Regions from separate parts of the Homo sapiens genome. Here region 2 is linked to region 1. A link is a loop called in an ENCODE intact Hi-C map of the cell type or tissue named here. Cell type or tissue: heart left ventricle. All regions are shown on one strand. Each heading gives the region's core, and the rest is flanking DNA. Links, peaks and the distances in the headings are about the cores only.

Region 1 (8,446 bases), core at 158-8,157:
TTCCCCTAACTGATCTCCTAACTGGCTATAGCCTGCATATATCAAAACTATTGATTTCTATACCTAGCCCTTTCCTTAACTGCTTAATTGTAGGCCTTCCCTTTATTCACTTGGATTTTCCAGCTTAACAATTATTTTATCTGTAAATAATAATCATTTAATTTCCCCTTTCCAATGTTCATACCATTCATTTTCTTCAGCAGTCTACTTACATTAGTTCCACCAGAAAAATTTGACTAATAGTGCTCATAATAAAGGACATTCCTGTCAGTTCTAGAATAAGAAAACCTCAAATGTTTCTCCATGTAGGCTTTAAAATGTGATAAACATATTTATCATGTTGATAACCATATCCATCTATTCTATTAAGAGCTGTTTGACATAAGTAACACTGATCTCTAGTTTTCCTTTTTGAACTTGCATTGTCAGAATTTGGTATCAATTTCATGCAAGTTCTATAAATAAAATCTGGAGTTTTCTTTCCTTTTCTATCCTCTAAAATAGTTTAAATAGTATAGAAGTTTTCTGTTCCTGTTCCTTAAGGGTATAACGAACATCTCTGTGAAAATATCAGTCTGGTACTTTTTTAGAAGTACCAAAAAATGCCCGTTTCTTTGGTGTTAATTGATCTGTTTAGATTTCCTATGTCTTCTGGGTTCAGTTTGGTCATGTTCCCTTTCTTAGACAAGGTACTCACTCATTTTACCCTGCTACAAGGAGGCAACCCAGGTTTCCTCCTAGTTTCTAGACATATAGTCTTCCTCCTAACAGTAGCAATACTATTTCTCCCAATAATCAAAATTAATCATCTTTGCCAGCGTAGCATCTTCATTTTTTTCATTTGTTGTTTCAGTTATACAGTTCAGTAATGTGGCCAGGTTATTCTAAATGTCCAGTTCAATTGAACGACTATCATGTTCCCATGTGAAAGTATTGTTTCCTCACACTAAAACCTCAGTGTGTCAGCAAAGTTCAAAGTTGCAGAGGCAAGATGAAAAAATATTTTGAACATGTGATTAGATGTGAAGTAAAAGACAACACTTCTACCTCCACTTCTTGATTCATAGACCCCTGTATTATGTTTATGGAACTAAAAACTACTTTAATGTCACAAGGTTTCATCTTCCAGGTAGAATACAATATGCTACAACAGGAACATGGTAAGACCAGTGAATCCTGTAGTTGACAGCCAATTGCCTCACTTATTTTGATGTGAATGAGTCTCCTGATCAAAAGCAATATTATATAGGATGTCATATTATTGAATAAGGCTTTAATAAGGCCATGTTATTGCTGACAGAAACATGGTGGGCAGGGAATGCAAATCCAAACGTACAGTAAGCATTCATCGCAGCAGTGACAAACCACTGACCTTCCATAATGGAGCAAATCCAATGCAATCAACCTGCCACCAGGTGGCTGGCTGGTTGCTCTGGGACATGGTGCCATATCCAGGGCTCAAGGTTGATCTGTTTGCAGGTAGAACACTTGGCAATAGTGGCAATTCAATCAACCTTGGTAAGCAGCAGTGCTTATTAAATCCATTTATTTCTCCCATCCCTGCACCAGTGCTATTTTAAGTGTCCACTGCATAAGCCCTGAGGTTGCTTTGCAGTGATGCTGACTAACATCTGTAGAATAGGGCATCTTGCCTACCTATTTCCTCCTCTGAATGAATTTTCTTTGTTGAACGTTTACAAAAAAACATAAATCTCATTTTCTGTTCTTATTCTGTGAAAGTATACTTTCCACCTCATACATCTTTGTCACCAATCTTTCTCTTTCAACTCGACTAATTCACCAAACTCTGAACCACTGTCCATACACTGATAAACATCAATCCCTTGGCCATCACACCTTGACAATTAGTATCAACTGATTAAAATACCAGCCCCACTATTTGATGGGGGAATACTCTTGAGTGGGATTGTAATGCTTTAGCAGCTCATTTTTGTTGTATCATGCAGAACCATCTCTAAACTAGGTTCCTTTTATTTCCTTCAGTGTGCTGGTCATGGAAAATGTTTCATGAGGCTGCATATGTGTGGTGAAGAGGAAAAAGCAACACAGCAACAGTTGTAGGCCATCAGCATATTTAATGTACTACAGTCATATCTTCTTACCCTTTAGTAGTAGTATCGGTATAAAATGCCTTTCTACCTAAAATAGCTAGAATATTTTATTTTATTCAACTGAAATATTGTCAACATATATATATATATATATATGTTTTTTTTTTTTGAGATGGAGTCTCGCTCTGTCACCCAGGCTGAAGTGCAGTGGCTGGCGGGATCTTGGCTCACTCCAACCTCCGCCCCCTGGGTTCAAGTGATTCTCCCGCCTCAGCCTCCCAAGTAGCTGGGATTACTGGGATTACAGGTGCATGCCACCAAGCCCAGCTAATTTTTGTATTTTTAGTAAACACAGGGTTTCACATGTTGGCCAGGCTCGTCTTGAACTCCTGACTTCAGGTGATCCGCCCACCTCAGCCTCCTAAAGTACTGAGATTACAGGCATGAGCCATTGCACCTGGCCTCGTCAACATATGTTTCTAATAGACATCTCAAACTTAACATATTCAAAACTGATATTCTGACTTTCCCACCAAACCTAGTCTACCTATCCACAGTCTTGCCCATCTCACTAAACGACCACTTTATCTTTCCACTTTATCTTTGCTCAAGTCAGAAACTTTAGTGCCTTACTGTGAAAACTGGTAATTAAAAATTGCTTAATTAGTTAACTAAGCATTTATCCTACCTTTTTAATATGCGCTATATTTCTGGGTAATCAAATAACCCCAGTTGCGAAGTAACATCCATTTAAAAATAAAAACAAGGCCATTCATTTAGAAAAAAAAAAAAAGATTGAATTAGAAAGTCTCCATGTTGCCATCCCTAATTAAATAATTAGTTCAGGCAAGGATGATCAATGTGTGTTAAAACCATTAGGTGAAATATTTATTGAAAACTAGATATCTCTTCCCTACCCACCCCCCAACTCAACAAATTATCTAGTAGTTTCACATGAAACATTACAATAGAAGGATCAGGCTGTCACCTCCTTAGCTTAGCCTCATGAATAGTGAAATAGTCAGAATTAAGTGCTACCTAACATTAAGCACTAGAACTTATGAAGTATTCTTGCCCAAAGTATCAAACATGAATCTCAGTAAGCCTTTAGATTGAAAATTCAGTTTAGAGGAAATACAGGCAACAGAACAACAAGTTAAACGATATCACAAAGAAGCCATCGGATAGTGGTACAGCAGTAGTGCTCAAAGTATGGTCTTCAGAATGAAAGTCCAGCATCACCAGCAGCTCACTGGAAAGAGCAACTGAATCAAAATTTCTGAGAGTGGGGACTAGTAATCAGAGCTCTCCTAGTAACTCTTATGTATGATAAAATGTCTACAGGACAAATAATCTAGTCTCTTCCATAAGTCAATGTCAGAGAGAATAAAACATACGAAAAAACATGTTGTAATGTTACAGTTTAAATGTAATTAGTTAAATGAATGATTCTTGATCAGACACTAGTTGGTAAAAGTTAACTATAAAAGACATTATGGAAAATATGGAGAATTTGACTATGGACCAAGTATTAAATGTTAATAAGCAATTATCATTCATTGATTTGGCAGGTTAATGATATTTGGTTATCTGAAAAATATCTATTTTTAGAGCTACACACTGCAGCATTTTGGAGAGAACTATCACAATATCAACAATTTACTTTAGAACACATTGGCAGAATAAAATGTTTGAAGCAGATACAGAAAAATGTTAAGATCTGTAGAATCAAGGTGATAAAAATATGGGTGCCCACTGGAATACTGTTTATATTTTCTATATGTTTGACACTTTTCATAACAGAATATTCATGTAATCTTTGACTTATCCTCTTAATAACCGCCATATTGGCCAGGCATGGTGGCTCACTCCTATAATCCCAGCACTTTGAGAGGCTGAGGTAGGAGGAATGCTTGAGGCCAGGAGTTAAAGGCTACCCTAGGCAACACAGAGAGATATTGTCTCTACAGAAAAAAAAAAAGTTGGCTGGATACAGTGGCATATGCCTGTAATCTCAACTACTAGGGAGGTTGAGGTGGGAGGATCACTTGATATCAAGAGTCTGAGGCTTCCATGAGCTATGGTCACACCATTGCACTCCAGCCTGGACAACAGAGCAAGACCTTGTCTCAGAAAAGAAAAAAAAAATCTGCCATGTCTATGTTGGTAAATGACATGTCTCTGTCAGCCAGTTCTATCTGGAAAAATGAATCCAAAGTCTAAGCATGTCTCACCATCTCTCCCACTCCCAGCTTAATTTAAGTCACCATCTTTTGCCTGGATTAATCCATTTTTCATTTAACCTGTCTCCTGCTTGCCTGTATCAATTATTCCATCCACTCATATATACACCACTCTCTCCACTTAGTGGCCACATATCCATTTTAAAAGGAAATTATGTTACTTTTCTATTAAAATCCCCAAATAGCTCCCCGGTTTTTTTTGTTTTTGTTTTTGTTTTTTTCAGAATAAAAGTAAAAACTCATACAAAGCTTGTAAGGCCCTTCATGACCCACCCTCAGCCGCATTTGTGACCTACTCTTTCCCCTGCTGACTCCACTTGAACATGACTTTCTTGCTCAATTCTTTGCACTTTTCGTTTCCTCTGCTTGGACCATGTTTTCCTTCATATATCGATATGGCTCTCTTTCCCCATTACTTTCAGCTTTCTTCTAAAACTCCACAGTCAATGAAGCCTTCCTTGCCCACTGTGTATAGAAGAGGAAATATTTTCATCTGATTGCCTGGTAGTACATACCATCACTTGACATAATAGAAATACATTTATTTGATTTTTTTGAATTCCCCCTCTACCACTAGGATTTAAGCTCCTTGAGGTCAAGAACTTCATGATTCTGCTCTCTGCTATGTTTACTAGTTCCTAGAATAGTGTCTGGCACACAGTAGGTGCCCAATAAATATAAATAAATAACTAATATTCTTTTAAAAACCCCAAATTAAAAAATAAGTTATAAAGCTGCGATTTCAACTGCATTAAAGAAAACAAAAGCACAACACTGCAAAACAATCATTTAAGCAAAAAGCTTCTCTTTAAATTGGTATTTTATAAAGGAAGTCTAAAATTACAACTATTTCTATTAATTCCTAAAATAAGACAAAAATACTTAATAAAGAACCAGAGTTATCAAAGTTAAGTTTTCTGATAGGTATCTAGATCCCTTAGAAAAAATATTTAGCATGAAAAAACAAGCAACCCCTTATTACTGCCAAGTTTTAAAAACAAAAAAGCAATTCAGTCTCTATCTCATGTCTACTCCTTATATCTACAAACTTAAAGTCAATAGAAAAATCATATTTGAGAACTGGTAAAAAATCTTTTCTAAATTAAAACTCTAAATTAATAGTAGCATTGAAAATAAACACCGACCCTTTTGCTCAGAACTTAAATCAGTTTGCCTTCCAGAAACAAGTCATCAGTGATAAAATCAGACAGTGGACCTGAAAGCAGCAGCCCGTATGACACTAGTTTGTTTTGAAAAGCAAGCCCATTGCCTTATCCTAGACTTGAACTCAGAGTGCTGTCTCTCATCCCCATCGGGGCACAGAGCTTCATCATCTCACAAGAGAAAGGAAAATGCAAAAAAGCAGGTGGCCCAGGGGATGACAACCAGTAAGGAAAGATGAAGCCAAGACAAAATTCACCCTATGAAACTGCCAAATGATGCAGTAAACCTATCTCCCATGAAAGGAACTGTAACAATAAGATGACCTTAGTCACTAGGTTAGGAAGGTAAGAAAAAAAAGCCTTTAGATTGCAAGAAAATTGATAAAAAGGGAACAGCTTAATTTTTTTCATGAGAAAACAGACACACATCCTAACCCTCTTGACTAAACAATTAACATTTTTAGGTGACCTAGAAATAAAGTATAATGTAAGGACTTATGTAAAGTCATTAGGTACAAATAACTCTCTGGAAAACATTTTTAAAATGCTCCAACACAAGGCATCAGGTAGTCATGACCTTGCTCTGCTCTCATCCAATTATGACAAACTGTTTAATATGAAAGCTATATTGAGACACCTAAATCCCCTAAACTCCTTGAAAAAAAAAGATGAATTTCAAAGTGGTAATTATCACTTATTCATAACTTGACAACAGTGTAAGCATCCCCCAAGTAGACAATCCAAGATTAAAATATAGGTATAATTCAACATTAATATGCAACTGACTTGGTTCTCAGTCCTTTGGTAACTTCCCAATTCATACTCTAGAGTACAGACCTTTTTAGCACGCCAGTTTGCAATGAACCAGCAATGTAAAACAGAATGGCCAACTGTTCCTCTGTTGGTAACAAATGTGCTAATATATACTAGTTTAAACTTGATCTATCAGTGAGTCAATGAACCGTGAAGGGTGGGGGTTAATCAGGGTGTTCTCCAAACAAAGGCTCATGAGAGCGGCAGGGACGCCACTCCCAGACTCACATCTGTGCTGTTTTGAGTGCAGCATGATGGAAATGGCATGGTGTTCATCAAAGTTAAGAGCCCAGAACCTTGTCATACTCTTGTGTATATTCACCACTATTTTACACAGAAAAGCAACCAAGTTGTTGCAAAGATAAAACCCAAACACAGGAAATAGAAACCTCAGTTAACCACAAGTCTCAGGAGCTATTAATATTAAACTATGCCCAGTTAATGTGTAACAGTGATGGTAAAAGCCTTTCCTACATAAGATTTGACAACTTTCCAGTAGAGGTCTGAGTTAGAGATATTTTATATTGGCAATTTATATTAAAATGCATCAATTTCACCTTATTATCCACAAAAGCTTATAGATGCAGATCTTTACATACACAGATGAAAATAATTTTAATGCCGTAAGTCAAAGTAAAAACAAAGCCATGTAACTTCTAAATTTACATGCAGCCCAGCAATGTAAACATATCTCTGTTTCTAATAGCTAAAACTGACTGAACAGTAATTAGCAGAATCACCTGCTGCCGGAATAATCACCTCAATACTTCAGAATTTAAATGATAAAAGAGCTAAGACTATTTAAATAGAGAGCAAGAGAACAGCGAAGAAGAAAAATTCAGCCAAATGTGTCATCCATATATCTTTATCATTTTTTATCCTGATATAATGAATTTTTACTCATTTTAGAAGATGCTATAGAGTAGACCTATTTAACTATATCACTTTTCCTAATTAAAAATCCAGACTAAAAAGAGATATACGTAACTGGCTTTAGGAAATTCTTTTTCCCTACTCTACATAGAAGTCAACCACAAAATTAGTTAAAATAATTAGCATTTAAATACAATTAACCTCATAAAAAATCCAATTCAAATGATAGTTGTATATTTAATCCTTCATGAACTAGAAAATTATAAAATTATTAGAGAACACTTTTATGAATATGTTTTACCTTAATGATTTTATCAATTAAAAAGCTTTTTCAAAGTATCCTTTCTGGATCATATGTAAGTAATTAGGTGTGGCTTTTAAGATAAATTTTTAGTTATTTGCAGGGCCTCCAAAAAAAATAATTTTTAGCATTCCAAGAACATATGTTCCATTATAAAGAGTCGTGAAAAGACTTGTGTACTATATGTTGAAGACCAATTAGAGAGTTTAAAATTTTTAATTAAAAATAAACTGTATATTTATCATGTACATCATGTTGTTTTGAAATATATATACATTGTGAAATGGCTAAATTGAGCCAATTTACATATGCATTATCTCACATACTTATCATTTTGTGGTATGAACAGAAAATCTACTCTTAACAATTTTCAAGTATACTTTATAATTAACTATACTCACCATGGTATACAATAGACCTCTTGAACTTCTTCCTCCTATCTAACTGAAATCCTGTATCCCGTGACCAACATCTCCTTGATCCCTCAGCCTATCGCATACCCCTGGTCACTACCATTCTATTCTACTTCCTTGAGTTCAACTTTTAAAATTCCACATATAGGAAAGATCATGTGGTATTTTTCTTTTGGTGGCTGGCTTATTACACTCAGCTAATGTCCTCCAGGTTCAACCACGTTGTGGCAAATGACAGGATTTCCTTCTCTTCAAAGGCTGAATGGTATCCCATTGTGTATACACACCATATTTTCTTTATCACTTGTCCATTGATAGATACTCAGATTGATCCCTTATCTTGGCTATTGGGAACAATGCTGCAATAATCACTAAAATACAGTTCTCTTCAATATACTGATTTCCTTTGGATATATTCCCAGTCGTGGAATTGCTGGATCATATGGTAGTTCTACTTTAAACTGTTTGAGGAACCTCCATTCTCTTTTCCATCACAGCTATACTAATTTACACTGTCACTAACAGTGGGCTAGAGTTCCTTTTTCTCCACACCCCACCAATACTTATC
Region 2 (8,446 bases), core at 225-8,224, 110 kb after region 1:
CCTTTGTGCTGGCTGAAATGCAGACCCAAGGCACCACCATAGAGACAATGTGGCTGGCAATAAGATAGAAGGAATTGGGTCATTGATAGCATAACCATACTAGCTCTAGTCTGCTTACACAAGGACTTTCATTTGAATGAGAAAGAAATTTTTATTTTGTTTATGCTGTATCATTGTGAATCTCTCTCCAGCAACTGAATTCATATGCTAACAAACATAGGTAGTGATCCCTGTCACATCTCCATTATAGAACCCCTTTCCTTGCCTTGTGCAGATGAGAATCTTTAAGAATGTCAGTAGAATTACTGTACACTTATTCTTGGCCCACTGCAACCTCCACCTTCCGGGCTCAAGAGATTCTCCAGAGTAGCTGGGATTACAGGCACCCAACACCATGCCCAGCTATTTTTTTTTTTTTAAATTTTTAGTAGAGATGGGGTTTCACTATGTTGGCCAGGCTGGTTTTGAACTCCTGACCTCAAGTGATCTGCACACCCCGGCCTCACAATCAAGTAGTGATTTTTCAATGCAGATGCTATTCCACATGATATCTTTTAGTTGAGTAAATCAACACAATCCTGACACGTGACATTCAGCGTTTGTTCTGGCAATTTTTTTTATAAGAGGAAAAGGGTCTCACTATGTTGCCCAGGCTATCTCGAACTCCTGGCCTCAAGCAATCCTCCTGCCCTGAGTAGCTGGGATTACAGGCTTGAGCCATAATGCCAAACTAAAAACTTTTTGAAAAATCCCAATAAGTAAAGAGCACAAGAAGTAGCTTGCTTTGAGATATTCTATTTCAGGTATACCAACTATTTCACTCCTTGTAATATAGGAGGTGGCAGACACCCTAATTGCATCAAAAAGGTGCATGATTGACAGAGAGTGAGGAGTAAATCCAAGGAAAATTTAGGGTCCTGATATCTCAGTGAAAATACGGGGGATCAAATGAAATGGGGCAAACTGAGATTCTTCCAAAATAAAAAGCAATTTACTTCACTTTGCACCATCTATGACTAATATATTTTGCAGAGTTTTCCTCCCAAGATTATTAAATTAGATTAAATTAATTTAATTGAAGAGAAAGGGAAGCTAAATAAAGTCACTGTTCTTATCCATATCTAACTTTTGATTTTTTTTTTGGTGGTTATAAACAGCCTGGACAAATGGCTTGAAATATGAAAGACCTAGTACTTTTCATAGTTTGAATAAATTCTATACAGTGTGGGATAGGAAAGCCACAAATGATTTGCAATGTGAAGAAAACTTATTGTATAGATAGTTAGGAGATAACTTTAAAAATGTGAAATAAGGAAGTCAAAGATGCAAGGAAGAAATGTGCACGGTTAAATAAAATGAGAAACTAGAAGAATAAAATGAGTAAAATTATATATATGTAAGGTTTTTGAAAAAGAATCTTCACAAATTTCCCATGGAAATGTAAACTGGTATGGCCATTGTAGAAACATTCACATGGTTTCTCAAAACGTGGGAGTTAACATATGACTGAGCAATTTTACTCCTAGGTATATCCCTAAGAATAGGGAAGAAATATCCCTAAGAAACTAGAAAATATATTATCGTAAAAACTTGTACACAAATGTTCATAGCAACATTATTTGTAATAGTTCAAAAGTAGAAACAAGCCAAGTATCTATCATCTGATAAATGGATAACAAATTTGGTATATCCATACAATAGAATATTATTCAGCTATAAAAATAATAAATGCTACAACAAAAACAATCACTTGAGACACTATGCTAAGTGAAATAAGCCAATCACAAAAGGACAAATACTGTATTATTCTACGTATATGAGGTATCTAGAGTAGTTACAGTCATAGAGACAGAATGCAGTTTAGTGATTTCCCGGGACTGGAAGGAGGGAAGAATGGAGAGTAAACAGCTAGTGGGTAATGGGTTTCTTTCCAGGGTGATGAAAATATTCTGGAATTAGATAATGGTAATGGTTGCTCAACTCTATAAGTACACCAAAAACCACTGAATTGTATACTTCAAAATGGTGAATCTTATGGAATGTTAATTAGAGCTCATTTTTAAAAAATGAGTGGGAAATGCAATTGCAATATGTCTTCTCTTACCTTGTATGACACCATATGCTCTTGTTTTCTCTTTACCTCTTCGACCACTCTTTATGAGTTACTGTGCAGATTTCTCTTTTGCTCATCCCTTAAATCTTTGGTTTTCCTCAGGATTCTCTCCTAGGCTTTCTTCTGTTTTCTTCTTACACAATCTCTGCATTAGTTAGTAAGGCAGTTAATGCTTTGAACAATTTTCATATGCACAAATTTCATTTATTACTGTTCAGTTAAATGACACTAGACCCCACATGGTTTAAATTTCAGTTACGCAGTGTATTAATTGTGAGTAACTGCTTAACGTATAAGCTTCACTGCTAGCTCTTTAGTACACGAATCTCTATGTAAATAACAGACATATATCATGGTCAGTGACCAATCACATCAGTTGTTTCAAATTCTGTTAGTGATTGGTCACTGCCCATCTGTTATTTAGTTTATGCACAGACAGCAAAGCCTTAGTTGGGTGGCCTCCTTCTTTCCTAGTATTAAACCCATATGACATTAAAGAAATGAATATTAGAGAAAAGTGACCAACAGCAATTAAAGTGCAGCAAATAAATTAAAAACGATAATGCTGGAAGTGAAATTGAATGTGATGAGGAGATTTGAAAATGGAGACAGCAAAGTGAAGACAGGATGAGACCTAGGCCTGCCTGAAGCTAGTGAACAAATGATGTTGAAGAAGTCAGATCATTCAAAAACAAGGTAATGTAGCTTCAACATTGTTTAGTTTAAGTTGCACTCAGAACAGAAAGCTGCTTAGGGTAAAAATGGAGCATTTACTTCTACTTAGGATTGAACAGTGTAGTGAAAACAAAAACCCAATCAGCTTAACAACTATCATGCAGGCCAAACTCTGAAGTCAGGTGCTGCATTGAAAGGAATCAGTAATTACAAGGAGACCGAAGATAAATGTTTCCCTGACAGTGAAGGCAGATTTTAGTGTTTTAGAAACTGGCATGACTTCACAGTGTTTGAATTGAACATTAATGGGATTTTGGAAGAAATAGCTGACTGGGAATGTTGACACTTGCTATTCAAAAGACTCTAGGCTGGCAGCCACAGGAACTTCATTAAGGCAAATGTATAGACTTAAAAGAGTAAAGTGGTTGTGACAAAAAGGATGACAATATCCCAGAGGAAGTAACCACAGTAAAGAAAAACAGGCGGGCCGTAGGAGGAAGATGGCGGTGGGGTCGCGCGTTACCCGGGAGGAGATTAAGACGGAGCCAGAGAACCCGATCAACCGTGAGAAAACATGCCTGCTGCTGCTGCGCATCTTCACCACCAATAATGGCCACCACCACCGAACGGACGAGTTTTCCCGGGGAAACGTACAGTCCAGAGAGTTGCAGATCTACGCTTGGATGGATGCAACCTTGAAAGAACTGACAAGCTTGGTAAAAGAAGTCTACCCAGAAGCTAGAAAGAAGGGCACTCTCTTCAATTTTGCAGTCGTTTTTACAGATGTTAAAAGACCTGGCTATCGAGTTAAGGAAGTTGGTAGCACCAAGTCTGGCAGAAAGGGGACTGATGATTCCATGACCCTGCCGTCGCAGAAGTTCCAGGTAGATTACTTGGACATAGCAATTACCCCTCCGCATCGGGCACCACCTCCTTCAGGGCACATGAGACCACATTAAATTCTATTTACTATTTCTTGTGTTTATTTTTTGGTCAGTTATGTAAAATAAACTTACTCTTTTTCCTCCCCAGATTATTGTCATTAAGCCTTTGAATTCTAAGCAAATTATAATCCATCATCTATTTAGGAATTAGATTTGGATGTGCTATTGTATAATTACTAATACAAAGTCCATATGTTTCCAGCCTTTTTGTAAAATATGAAGAAATGCTCTTAGCATTCTATGTAAAACTGTACTGTTAAATATATGTGTGTAATAAAAAAAGCAACAGAAAAACAGACAAAAACCCTTCAAATTAAAGGAAATCTCAGAGATATTTTACAGCATTGAAAGGGCAAAAAGTAAAATGTTGGAAGGTGATCCAAACTTATAAAGGAGTGTAATAATTCACTAAGAAAAAATGCTTGTCCAAACTACTTTTGATACACTTTTACAAAGAAATACAACATTTGAACGCTTAATTATCTAATAAATTTTAGTATACTAAATAAATATTAATTTTATAAGTTTTTAGTTTCTCAAAATAAGAGTCTTCTTTAATATTTTAACAAAAAAATCTAAAGGTCTTGGACCAACTTTTCAGAGTTTCAGCTTGTAAAGTCATTTTTATTTATTTATTTATTTTTAAGACAGAGTCTCACTCTCACCCAGGCTGGAGTGCAGTGGCATGGTCTCGGCTCACTGCAACTTCCACCTCCTGGTTTCAAGCAATACTCCCACCTCAGTCCTGAGTAGCTGGAACTACAGGCATGCGCCACCACACCCGGCTAATTTTTGTATTTTTAGTAGAGACAGCGTTTCGCCAGGCTGGTCTCGAACTCCTGACGTCAAGCGATCCGCTGCCTCACCCTCCCAAAGTGCTGGGATTACAGGCATGAGCCACTGCACCTGGTGGTAAAGTCATTTTTTATGGTCCTGCACTACTATGCAGAGCTAGGGCTGCCTATATTCATTAGGATACAACTCAAACTGGTATAAGAAAAGCAGGCACTTCATTGGCTCACATATTTGAAATGCCTAGTCTTTGGTCTTGCTTCAGGCATGGCTGGATTCAGATTTGAAATGACATAAAAAGAACTCAATTACCCTTCATCTCAAACTTATATATTAGATTCCTTCTCAGGCTCAATGTGATGGCCTCCAGTTACTATCATCCTCATGGTGGCAAGATGGCTTCAACAGCTCTAATTTCATATTTTTCCTGGTTCCTAGGAAAACCTGGTTCCTGGTTCATATTTTTCATAGGTTCCTAGTCTAATGGAATTGAGTGGAGTAGACTTTTATTTCTAAGTCAGCAACTCCTGCACACATCCTTAGACTGACATTTACTTTACTAGTTGAGGCTGCCAACCTTACACCCCAATCACTGTGGCCAGGTGTGTTTCATATTCTATCCTTGGGGACAAATTTAGGCGGAGCCCCATCCAAATCACACAGATTATTGGTGAAGAAATGCAAAATACTCCAAAAAATTAAGGAGAATATGCTGGCAGACAGACAATAAACATCTATGAACTACCCTTGGTCCTACACCTTTAATTATCCCCCACATGAGAAGGGCTCCAAGATCTGTCCAGAAATTATGAAGTATGTTCCCTAACAAGACAACTCCCCTTGGATTCCCTGCAAATACCTCAAAATCAATGTGTTTGAAGGTGAACCTCTTATGTCCTCCACCCCCAACCCCAACCAAGTCTATGTCTCCTCTTCGTTCTCTATCTCAATGCATGTCATCACTATCCACGTTAGTTGCTCACACTAGAAATCTGGGAAATAGCTTAACTCCTTACTCTCCCTCACCCAAGACTAAAATTAATCACCAATAGACTCTTGTTAACTGTAACCCTGGTATTTTTTAATTCAACCTATTTCTCTTCATCAATACTTCTCTTGTCTCATTTCAGCTGCCATCTTTATCTTTTGCCTGCATCTCAGCAATAACCTTTTTAACTTAATGCCCAGTCATTGCTTTTGGTTTTTAAAAGGTTTGTTAAAACACACATGACATAAAATTTGCTTTTTTTTTTTTTTTTTTTGGTGGAAACTCTCTCTGTCGCCCAGGCTGGAGTGCAGTGTTGCAGTCTTGGCTCACTGCAACCTCCGCCTCCTGGGTTCAAGTGATTCTCCTGCCTCAGCTTCCCAAGTAGCTGGGACCACCGGTGCATGCCACCATGCCCAGCTACTTTCTCTGTATTTTTGTAGAGACAGGGTTTCACCATGTTATCCAGGATGGTCTCGATCTCCTGCGCTTGTGATCTGCCCACCTTGGCCTCCCAAAGTGCTGGGATTATAGGCATGAGCCACCGTGCCCGGCCATCTTAACCATTTTTAAGTGTACAGTTCACTAATATTAAAAACATTCACATTGTTTTGCAACCGTCACCACCATTGATTTCCAGAGCTCTTTTCATCTTGCAAAACTGAAACTCTCTACCAGTTAAACGATAATTCCCCTTTTTTCTTCCCCTATCCCTGGCAACCACTATTCTACTTTCTGTCTCTCTGATTTTGACTATTCTAGGTACCTCATATAAGTGGGATCAAGTGGTATTTGTCTTTCTGTAATTAGCTTATTTCAGTTAGCATGTATCAGAATTTCCTTCACTTTTAAGGCTTGAATGACACCCTGTTGTATGTATATATCATATTTTGCTTACCCATTTATCTATCTATGGATACTTGGCTAGCTTTCATGTTTTAGATATTGTAAATAAGGTTGTTATGAACATGGGTGTACAAATATCTCTTTGATCCTTCTTTCAATTCTCCTGGGTATATATCCAGAAGTGGAATTGCTGGACTATGTGGTAATTCTATTTTTAATTTTTTGAGGAAGTGCCATACTGCTTTTCACAGTGACTGCAACATTTTATGTTACTAACAATAGTGCACAAGGGTTTCAGTTTCTTCACATCCTCACCCACCAATACTTGTTCTGTTCTGTTTTTTTTTTTTTTTTGATAGTAGCCATCTTATGGGTGTGAGACACTAGACAATTGATTATCTTCTAAACTTTTTCCATACTGTAGCCAGAATTATCTTCAGTAAACATATCATGATCACGTAACCTTCAGTTGCATGTTTAAATCCTTCAGTGGCTTCTCATTAACTTCAGGATAGTCTGACCTCCTTTAACATGTTTTATAAAAACTCATTCATGATTTCTTCCCTGGCTAACTTTTCTAGCCTTACTTCTCAACTGCTCCCTTTTCCACCTCTTCCCCCTATAGCTCATCCTCCACTTCCTATATACACATATACACTCTATGCATCAGTCACTCTGAAATTTGTTCAGGTCTGTGAAAATGCTATACTTCCCCTCATCCCCAACACTATTCCTTCTGACAGATGCGCTTTCTCCCTCATCACCTGGCCAACTCCTGCTTATCCTTGAGGTCTCAAGATAGCATTTTCTCCAGGAAAATTCCTTAATAAATTCCCTCCACCAAGCTTCATTAGTACCCTTACTGTGTGTTCCCAGAGCACTCAACCTTTGCCCTAACAAAGTACTCTGTGTCAATCACACTCTGTAACTGTCTGCTTACTTATCACCTTTCCTCTAATTCCATGCTGGCCTATGTGGCTCTTGGACACTAAACTGTAACTAGTATGACTGAGGAACTGAATTCTTAATTTCAATTGCTACAAATTGTAAATTAACACTGATATCTGAATCAGTTACAGTAAAAATTTAAAGATGTTTGGAACAACTTGGGTATGTGAGTCTACTTTTTCAACTGTAAGTTGATGAGATCTAAATACAGATGAGAATTAAGCATCTGAATTGAGATGTGCTGTAAGTATAAAATACATTGAATTTTGAAGACTTAGTACAAAATAAGGAATATAACTTTTTAGATAGGTTACCTGTAGAAATAATATTTTTGATATAGCAGTTTACATAAACTATTTAAATCAATCTTATTTATAATTCAGTCACTTTTTAGTATAGCCACTAGAAATTTTTAATTACATATGTGGCTTACCTTATATTTCTATTAAACAGCACTGACCTAGACTATAAATTCTGTGGAGACAGGAATCACAACTGTCTTCTTTACTTATTTTTAAAATTTTTATAGCATTCACCATGCGTTGGGTGTTAATCTATGCATTAACTAGGAATTGCAAGCATTAACTATTTTGATCCTTTTAACAACCTTTTGAGCTAAGTAGTATCATTATCCACATTATACATATGAAGAAATTTACACAAAAGGATTCACTTAACTAGATCAAGGTCACAGAGTTGACCCTATGGAGTTAGACTGTAGAGGGGATACAGAAATTATACTCCCAATAACTTTGTTATACTGTTTCTTGTTGGTTCTCTTATTACAGGTGTCCAGAGAAAGAATTACTACCCAACTTTTTAAATTAACAACCATCATGATTCAATTACTCTTTTAAAATTAATCAATCTGTTCATTCCATAAGTATTAATTGAACTCTTAGTGCCAGGTACTGTGCTGGGTAATAAGGACTCTAAGTTGAGTGAAACAAATGCTTTATTTATAAAGAAACTCTTTCTGATGGTGGTGACAATCATATAATGAAATAATAATAACAAAATATTATACAACACAAATATACATGAAGAATCACCCATATCAGCCTGGAGAAGAGGAACAGGAGGGAAAAAGTGAGAGAACATCTTGAACAATGAGTAGGAGTAAACTAAAAGTCGGTGAGTGGG

The links. Peaks named below come from ENCODE experiments on the same cell type or tissue, not always from the same donor. Only the 100,000 strongest peaks of a DNase experiment are listed, where the experiment ranks them.
Region 2: a loop joins it to region 1, with 2.4 times the contacts of the local background. A loop is called at or near these places in 6 of 110 quality-filtered maps.

What each region holds. Positions count from the first base shown.
Region 1 is chr2:181,580,309-181,588,754 of GRCh38, forward strand. All of the region lies in intron 2 of CERKL (CERK like autophagy regulator), which reads right to left. Among named protein-coding and RNA genes, the nearest start is that of CERKL, 73 kb to the right of the region's middle. In heart left ventricle, for the core only: no CTCF peak of the experiment used is centred there; no DNase peak of the experiment used is centred there; H3K27me3 peaks cover 2,315 bases.
Region 2 is chr2:181,691,154-181,699,599 of GRCh38, forward strand. It overlaps the pseudogene SAP18P2. Among named protein-coding and RNA genes, the nearest start is that of NEUROD1, 15 kb to the left of the region's middle. In heart left ventricle, for the core only: no CTCF peak of the experiment used is centred there; no DNase peak of the experiment used is centred there; H3K27me3 peaks cover 203 bases.